Regions from separate parts of the Homo sapiens genome. Here region 2 is linked to region 1. A link is an interaction called in ENCODE POLR2A ChIA-PET data of the cell type or tissue named here. Cell type or tissue: GM12878. All regions are shown on one strand. Each heading gives the region's core, and the rest is flanking DNA. Links, peaks and the distances in the headings are about the cores only.

Region 1 (4,393 bases), core at 138-4,137:
AAAATCATATTTATTTCATCATCCATCTCATCAGAAGACATTAATCATTGGGAAGCTGTCAAGCTCTTAGTGGCAAGTACAAGTTTTCCAAAACTAATTGTTGCTTGAAAGCTCAAATTTTATTTACTGGCAACCAATACTGTCAGTTTTCCTTGATATGACAGACTCACTGTTCGTTTAAGAAAAAAATAGTCTGCCAAATGCCCAAGGCTGAATCAAGTATAGTTTAATTATTTCAAGTATTCCATGAACAAAAGTAGCTGGCTCAGATCACAACATAATCACACAAGCACTTTGTCTTAAAACAACCATTTTAGTTTGCACCAGAAGTGCTTGGCATGTACTTTTCCATTTTGTCACACAGAATATCAAAAGTACATGTACTCAAGGGTCAAGATTTAATCATCATTTTTACTGCTTCATCAAGGATGACATTAAGTGGAAAAGTCTTTTTGAAAAATACAAGTGCATGGAAGTGAAGAATATAATGACTACTAATACAGTTTGTGCCTTGATTTCTGGTAAGGGACCAACAGTTTTTACTCACTATTGTTTCTGCAAAATCAGTGTAAATGTCAATACAGTAAAAAAGGCAAATGATGTCTTAGCATTACGATTAAAATATATTTAAGAACATCCTGAAAGGGTCTCAAGGACCCCCAGAGGTTTGCAGACCACACTTTGAAAATCACTGGTTTGGATGCAACCATAAATAAATTTAAGGACTCAATAAATGGGAAGAGATTAAGTTTGAAACAAACAATAGTAATGAATGGTCAAAGAATGACAGAAAATACAATTGAGTACTACTTCATTATTTGTTTATAAATTTTAAAAAGCAAGGGATGAGGAAGGGGGATAAAGTACATAAGGCTACACAGAAGTGTTCTGTCTTCTAGCTTTTCTTTCGTGACAGAAAGACTAAATTAGATAAACTGGAATTAGCCATAATAAAAAGAACATTGCATCTGATCCAGTGGAGCATAAGGAATTAAAAGACTGAATTTTTAATTCTTCCAAGGTGATACAGCTTCATACAGCTTCATGATTGAAATGGGGACTTGAATTAATAAAACTAGTTTTAAAAATGAAAACTGCCAGGCGCGGTGGCTCATGTCTGTAATCCCAGTACTTTGGGAGACTGAGGCACGTGGATCACTTGAGGTCAGGAGTTCGAAACCAGCCTGGCCAACATGGTGAAACCCTGTCTCTACTAAAAACACAAAAATTAGCTGGGCATGGTGGTGGATGCCTGTAATCCCAGCTACTCAGGAGGCTGAGGCAGGAGAATCGCTTGAACCCAGGAAGCTGAGGTTGCAGTGAGCAGAGATCGCACCGCTGCACTCCAGCCTGGGCAACAGAGTGAGACTCCATCACAAAAAAAAAAAAAAGAAAAGAAAAAACTATCTGGTTAAGCTATTCCCTTCACTGATTCAGTCTATGCTTCATTTTGCGGTAGATTTGTTACTAAAATGTTTCCTGAGCTCTAAACTATGGGATTACACCTGAAGGAAACATCATAGATAAAATATCACAGGAAATCTAATCAATCATCTCTTTTTTTCATCAGTGTTTTAGAAGAAAATAGAGAATACAGAAATTTGGGCATTACAATGATGGGTTGGAAGAGCAAGCAGAACCCACTCTTAGACCTCCAAAATGCTCTTATACACAGATCTAAAAATCCATGATTCTATGAAATGTAAGGAGGAACTGGAAATAAAAAGCTGGGAAGATTATCCATCTTTTTCACATGAAGAATTTAGTTGTGCATTTCTCTCTCAAAATATGAATCTTGAGTATATTTTTAATGAGTTATAAATTGTTTACAATGCAAATAGTTGTTCAAGCAAATATCTGTTAGATACATTCTCTGCTAATAATACCACTACAATTCCAATGTGCTATAGCTATTACTCTAACAACTCCCTTAATCACTATTACCAAATTTTTAAAATAATTTCTCACTTGGGCAGTGAGTGCAAAGTCACTATTCTGGGTCAAACCACCCACAGAGTATATCTTCAAATCAAATGCCTGGATTTGTTTCCCTGAATACATTACATGTTGCTGCCCAGGGAATTGGTTTTAGAAACATTACACCTGCCAGCTGACTTATCAGCAGGGCCCATAGAACTGACACCAACTTAAAGGCAAGAATCAGTCCAGAAACAGAAAAATATACTGCTACTGCCATCTGTGGTTTATGCTTGAATAGCTTCTCTGGTGTAAACAAATTGAAGGGTGTAGAGTTTACAATTAGAATCCAAAGGCCTCATCATTTAAAGACACTTTTTTAAAGTTAATTCTTAATGTAACGAATTGTATGGTTTATTTAGTATAAGACGTAAGAATCCGTGATTCTGTATTTGAGATTATATAATGCTGATGGAGAAACCACAAACTACCCTGAATGAAAACTACTCCATTGCATAACTTTATTTGTCCCAAACACACACTCCTTAAAGAAACTCAGAACACTTGAAGCCCTCCTGTGAATTTATAATTAGAATCATTTCTCTTTTGAAATCGTGACTGTCAATATTAAAACAGCCCCCGAAATTTTTAAAGCAAAAAAATTTTAGGAAATCCAGGAATTTTCTATTTAGACGTAAGAATTTGGCCAGTTTGCTTCTGTCAAGATAAAAATTTGGGAGTTCAATTATTCCTATAATTTTTTTAAGAACAAAAATTCCAAAATGCAAATGAAGTTTCAAAGTAGGCTATTTTCACAACGTATTTTCTCTCAGTTTGCTTTCTCAAATGACAACCACTGTAGCTTGGGGATCAAAAGATTTGGTGCAGCTGGGGGTGGGGAAAAAAGCAATTCAGCTCCCCAGCAGCCGGCTGAGGAAATCCTGGTCCGCTCCCAAACTAAATCACTGTTAATTAGAATTACCGGGTTACACTAGTAAAGTCTTATTTAAATAACTGTAACCACTGAAAAAACTCTGGGTTTTTTTGAGAAGCTTTTCTACAAAGGCTGCTGTTTAATAGCAGGTAACAAAGAATGAAGAACGAAATACCGTAGGAAATGTTTTATTCTTTCAAATGATGCTCTCCTCTTTTTCCTGTGGCTATTTCTCCGCCATACTGAAAAACAGGTTAGACATCTCACAGTGGTTTTCTTCTGATTTTCTATTACTTACTAAGGGTGTTACAGTCTAACACCCTTGTCTTTTTCTTAAAGACAAGCCATGTTGGAAAACAATCAATGAACAAAAGACTGGGCTGGATTCTAGAAATACTGTATATCAAAGTTACATCTAGAGACGTTTTTTAAATTTAAGCTCAGCTGAATCTGAAACTTAAGCTCTAAAAAGCTCAATACCCAAGAAAGAATTACCTGCTCAGTACCAAACCACTTTCTTGCTCATTTTTAATAATTCTGGTATTTCTGAACCCTAGTTATCGAAGGCATCCATAAACCCTTAAGAAATTACCTGAGCCAGGAAAAAACTTTAATTAAAAAGTTAAGGTTGATCTTAATGCAGAAGTGTGAAAAACATTTTCCTTCACAACTTAATTGGTTTTGGAAATGCTCTCAAAGTATTACAAAGAGTTGGGTATATCAGATCACTACTTATGTGGGCAGATTAGATAGCTACCTTCTGTTAAAAACTGTTTCAAGCACATTTATTCTTTATTGAAATACAAGCGTGTTTATCTGTTGATTCAGAACTTTGATTTTTCTAATTCTGACCTTTTTCCCACATGACTAGAATCTGTTTTTACACATGAAATAAGGCACTTTTACTGTCCTACTTAAAAAAAACAGACTGACCCAACAATGTAAAATTTACTCTAAAACACATCTTCTCAAGTGTCACTTTCAACTTAATTATTATGCATGGAAAAATACTGAACAGAAAAGTGTCATTAATTTGGCTATAAATCAAAAATAAACTTAAGAAGCAAAGATTATGACCAGCCCCAAAGATCTCGATGAATTTGCTGACAATGAAGTCTCCTAATGTGGGAGAATCTATCCTGGCTTTATGCAATTCTTAAGCTAGAAGTTGCCATCTGAACACAATTCATTAACAAACCAATTTTTCAACATAACCAATAAATAATATCTACCCAATTATAAAAATGAAGTGGTAAATCTTCCCACTAACACAAATGAAACACAGCTCCAAGCTCCAAAACATGCAAGCATCATTAGCAATTTAAAGCCAACTTGCACAACAAACACTAGGGGTGGTATAAGAAACTTCCTCTACCAATGTTACAGCAACAGTTGGCATTTCTACCTACCATCCTCTACTATTCTAAAATGTGGTATTTTAATCTAAACTCTATTTTCCACCTTTGCCCCAAAACCCTAGGAAAAAAGTAGGGAATGAGAAACCAGAAAATTCTAAATAAAATATGGAAATGCATGATTTGG
Region 2 (4,393 bases), core at 147-4,146, 1.1 Mb before region 1:
TGTTTGTTTGTTTTGAGATGGAGTCTCACTCTGTCACCCAGGCCGGAGTGCAGTGGCATGATCTCGGCTCACTGCAACCCCTGCCTCCCTGGTTCAAGTGATTCTCCTGCCTCAGCCTTCTGAGTAGCTGGGACTACAGGTGTGCGCCACCATGCCTGGCTAATTTTTGTATTTTTAATAGAGACGGGGTTTCACCATACTGGCCAGGCTGGTCTCGAACTCCTGAACTCAGGTTATCTGCCTGCCTCGGCCTCCCAAACTGCTGGGATTATAGGCGTGAGCCACCTGGCCACGGCTCTTAGAATGGTTTTTCTAAAATGCAAATCTCCATCGCACATTGTACTTAATTGCTGCAATGATGTCCGTCACTCCAGGATCCAGTCCACATTTGTTAGGATGGACTTCTGGGGCTCTTCACTGCCAGGCCCTTGCCCACTTTTCTGGTTGTCCTCTGTCTACTTCCTCATAGATATGCTCCCCTCACTCCTCTCACTCCGGAACGTCCTGGTATCTTTGAGCCTGCCTGGGCTTACATACACTGGGCCCTTTTCTCCCAGACCTCTGTGGGTCTAGTCTAGCTGATTTCTACTCATCCTCCTAACTGTCCCTCACCCCCTCCCCATCCCCACTTCATGTGCCCTAATTCTCTCTTTTCTGTGCTGCCCTGGTCATGAGAATGCTGCTCTCAGAACATTCCCCACATGATGCAGTCCTCAATGGCATGTCTGTTTTCTCAACAGACCACATGCAAACAGAGAGGAAGGGGCCTATCTTTCTTCACTTTGTCTTTCCGGTGCCAAGAATGGCACCTGGCACACCGTCAGTGCTCAGCGTTTACTGAGCAAATAAAGCCAGACAAAGACTGACGGCAAGGGTGCACGCATCCTATGGAATTGTTGAAAAGTATCCACACCCCCAAGCAGTTTTGCCACTTACTTTCAACGGCTTTGTTCTCTAGAAGGAAATTTTCCAAAGCTACATCTAACAGCAAGCGAGAAGAAGGTTGTACCAAGCGCTTGCCGGCCTGGTCATGTCTGCCCTGCTGTGCTAACAGAGTCCAATACCGACAGATATGGACACGAGGTAGCGCACAGATGTGATATCCTGCCAGGGAGAGGGGAATCAGCACCCTGTACAGATTACCGGCTGCGCCACTGAGGGTAATAAATGAAGTGAGAGGCAACAAAGAGAACAGATAAAGTGCACAGTCCTCTGTCATTAACGTCTGTCTAAAGCCAGCACATGCTACTGTAAAATTTAAGTAGCTTATCAAAATATACTGATAAGCAACTTAACTTTTCACTTCTATGACAGTATTATCACTTATGTTAATATGTTTCAATCAGCCCTGGCAGCTGCATATTGACTATTACATAGCAAATGACTGCTGCCACTTTGCACAGCATTTACTTTGGCAGAGTAATGTAAACATTCAAGAGGGATTAGGGAGCAGATAAGTTTCTCCTTTCCTATTCTGTTAAATAAACCTCGGCCGAGTTAAAAGCCATTATAGTATGAACGAGAAATCCCCTCAGAAGAAAACTCTTGCACAGATTAGACGACTCAGTAAACAAATTTGACCAAGGATTACAAATTTTTTTTTTCCTGAAAGCAAAATACCACTAGTTAAATCCAGCCACTGAAAGTCAGGAGGCAGGGGGGAAAAGGCAAGAAGGGGAAGTAGAATCTTGCAAGAAAACTGTGACTTCAAGTAAACAAGAGAAAAACTGAATCATTTTAGAAATATTTGGTGAAGTGATATGGGGCAGGCTGGGTGCTCTGACAGTTTAGGACTACAGAATCCATCGAAGTAGTTTTGGATGAGTAGGTTCAACTGACCAATGTGGCTTGGGCACAGAAGCTCCAGCCTCCAAGTTGTCACCTGCTGTGAGGATGAAGGAGGTGACGTGGGAAGGAGCTCCTAGCCTACTATAGATGGCACCCTGGTTCTCACACTCAGCCTCAGCCTCAGCCTCAGCCTCACCAAGTCAATTCTTTTTGGCTATGCTAAGCAGAACCACTGGCCACAAGAAGTTTTGCAGTTACCCTGGAAATCAGCCATTTCTTTCTCCCTTTGGCCTGACCGGACACAACTGTTCCCCACATGTTGTCCCCTGTACACTCACAGATGAATATCTAGTGATGGCAGTGTTAAGGTTTTGAAACCGAAACCCAGCTGTCTTCTTCTTCAAAGGGCCCCTGTTTTCCCCTGTTGGGAGGCCAGGGTTCACAGCGGAGCTCTATCCAGCGGCGTTTCCTGTCCTGCTTCATTAGAGCCGCCACAACAGCTTGCGCGGCCTGCTAGGCTGCAGGTGAGGCTGCAGGGACCCTGCACTCCAGTCTGCGTGTGTCTGTCATCATTGAATAAACAATCCTTCCCAGTCCAAAGACAGAAACAAACACTCTAGTACACTGCACCACCTTGGACATCTAACGGGGTGCGACCATCCGTGGTCCGCCTCTGCCTGCTGCCTTTGTGTGACGGCTTGAGTCCCCACTGCGGAGTACCACAGTTGGGACTATGGTGGGCTCTGTCCAAGGCTGTGGCACAAAGGGTCCTCCTGCACTCAAGAAAGCTATGGTCCTCATCAGAAAGAGACACACCCACAACAGAGTAACAGTTTGGGTGGAAGGAGCTGGAAGTCCTTCCCAAGTGCTTTATTTAGTTTAGGCTTTCGGACTGATGTAGAAGATGATCATGGAGCATCATCATGACCCAATCAGAAGACAGAGAAAAGCGAAAAGGAACAGCCTGCTCCCCAGGCACCTGCCTGGATCCAGGCTTCTCTCCCTTCTCACCCACTGTGGCTCAGGTAACTCTGTCCCAGGCTCTACCCTCACTCCCAGGCCTGAGAGTCAAATGGAGAGGCTTGTGTTTCATATGAGGTAATAAGTTTTAAACTTGAGAAGTTTCCTCCACCCACTGCCTTCCCGATCCGGGGTCCCACCGGCCCTTGTAAGGAGGGCAAGGGCAGGTTCTAAAGACAGCACTTATGGCAGCAACAGCCCATAGTCAAAATCACCCTGAAAAAGCCCTTAAATTACCTCCAAATATGGCGGACATGGTCTGTGTAAACACAAAGTAGTTAACCTGAGTTGTGGGGTCAGGCTGAATGACAGCATCCTGCATCTAAATCTGTCGACCGGGTGAGCTGCTGGCTCTTGAGCTGAACTGAGAGCAGAGGACTGCCTTTTCTAATCTCACTCCACTTGGGATGATAATCACTCCAACTGGTGAGTTTGTGTACACGTGGATGACTGGCCTTGTGTAAGTTCAGCGTGAATATAAAGGGATTCCACTTCTTTAAGTATTAAAACAGAAAACCATTAAAAAATTTTAAGAGCTCTCCGACACCTCTTTCTACTAGTTCAGTTCAAAGCTATGAGATGGGACCAGGCAAGGTAGGTATGGAAGAGAGCAGGGGACAGGGATGGTGGGAGAGGCTGACCAAGTCGAGGAAGGCAGCAACCACCTGGGAGAATGCTGGTCCACAGCAGGACATCAGACTCAGGTGAGGGGAGGAAGCTGTCCTCCCGAAGGGGCAACCTGGTGTTAGAGTCCAAGTGGGAGGAGAAGGGTGTCCCACTGAGGGGTCATTGGGCATAGTGTGCTGGGGCCCAAGCAGAGTGAGGGGCCTAGTAAGGGAAAGTCAGCGTCTGAGCAGGATGAGGAGGGAGTCTCATGGGGGAGGCCTGACTTGGAGTTTCATGACTCAAGGGGGCAAGGAGGGGTTAGACCTGGCATGGGATAAAGACAGCATCTATGTGGAGTGGAGGGCCTGACCAGCAATGGTATTAGAACCCAGAAGAGTACAAAGAACATCTGGAAGGCAGTTCAATGTGGGATGTCAGAGCCTGAGGGGTGGGAGGGCTTCCACCAAAGTGGGGGTCGGGGGAGGGGAGGGAGGCGAGGCAGAGTCCATGTGGTTGAGAATGCTGTCCGTGATAGGAAGGGGCAGCAGCAGCTCTGCCTAAGGTGCCACAGTTCAAACAGTAGCACATGCTACTGTAAAAACAGGGTGAGGAGGGTGGCGCTGTGTAGGAAGGGGGCTGCAGCAGAGGGCCACTGGTTACAAACAAGGAACAGATCAAGACTGACCAAGCTGGTAAATATATAATGGGAACCAGGTATCTTACTATCAGAAGAGAGTTACAAATCCAGTTAGGGAAAGAATGAGAATGAACCCCACGGTGTCAAACTGGAACTGAATGTAACTGTGGGGCATCATGATGTTCAGTAGACAGGTAGGAAAGTAGAGACAGATAAAATAAATAGAAATACAAATCTATGTACATACATACCTTCCCTAGTTTTAGTCACTGAGAAGGCCTGGAAGCAGAGATATCCCAATTATAATGAGCACACTTAGTGCCCAGATATTGGTTTCTAAAT

What was found. ChIA-PET counts read pairs that join two places held together with the same protein. Peaks named below come from ENCODE experiments on the same cell type or tissue, not always from the same donor. Only the 100,000 strongest peaks of a DNase experiment are listed, where the experiment ranks them.
Region 2: POLR2A ChIA-PET joins it to region 1 with 5 read pairs; 1 of 35 experiments calls an interaction of 5 or more read pairs at or near these places.

What each region holds. Positions count from the first base shown.
Region 1 is chr9:124,762,807-124,767,199 of GRCh38, forward strand. All of the region lies in intron 1 of NR6A1 (nuclear receptor subfamily 6 group A member 1), which reads right to left. It overlaps LOC124900274 (a long non-coding RNA gene), which reads right to left. Exons shown (of 2, transcript XR_007061773.1): 1 at 1-4,393. Among named protein-coding and RNA genes, the nearest start is that of NR6A1, 6.3 kb to the right of the region's middle. In GM12878, for the core only: a CTCF peak has its summit at 2,197; no DNase peak of the experiment used is centred there; H3K27ac peaks cover 1,285 bases.
Region 2 is chr9:123,677,438-123,681,830 of GRCh38, forward strand. All of the region lies in intron 5 of DENND1A (DENN domain containing 1A), which reads right to left. Among named protein-coding and RNA genes, the nearest start is that of MIR7150, 190 kb to the left of the region's middle. RefSeq lists an enhancer at 2,084-2,163. In GM12878, for the core only: no CTCF peak of the experiment used is centred there; a DNase peak (open chromatin) is centred at 2,094; H3K27ac peaks cover 1,966 bases.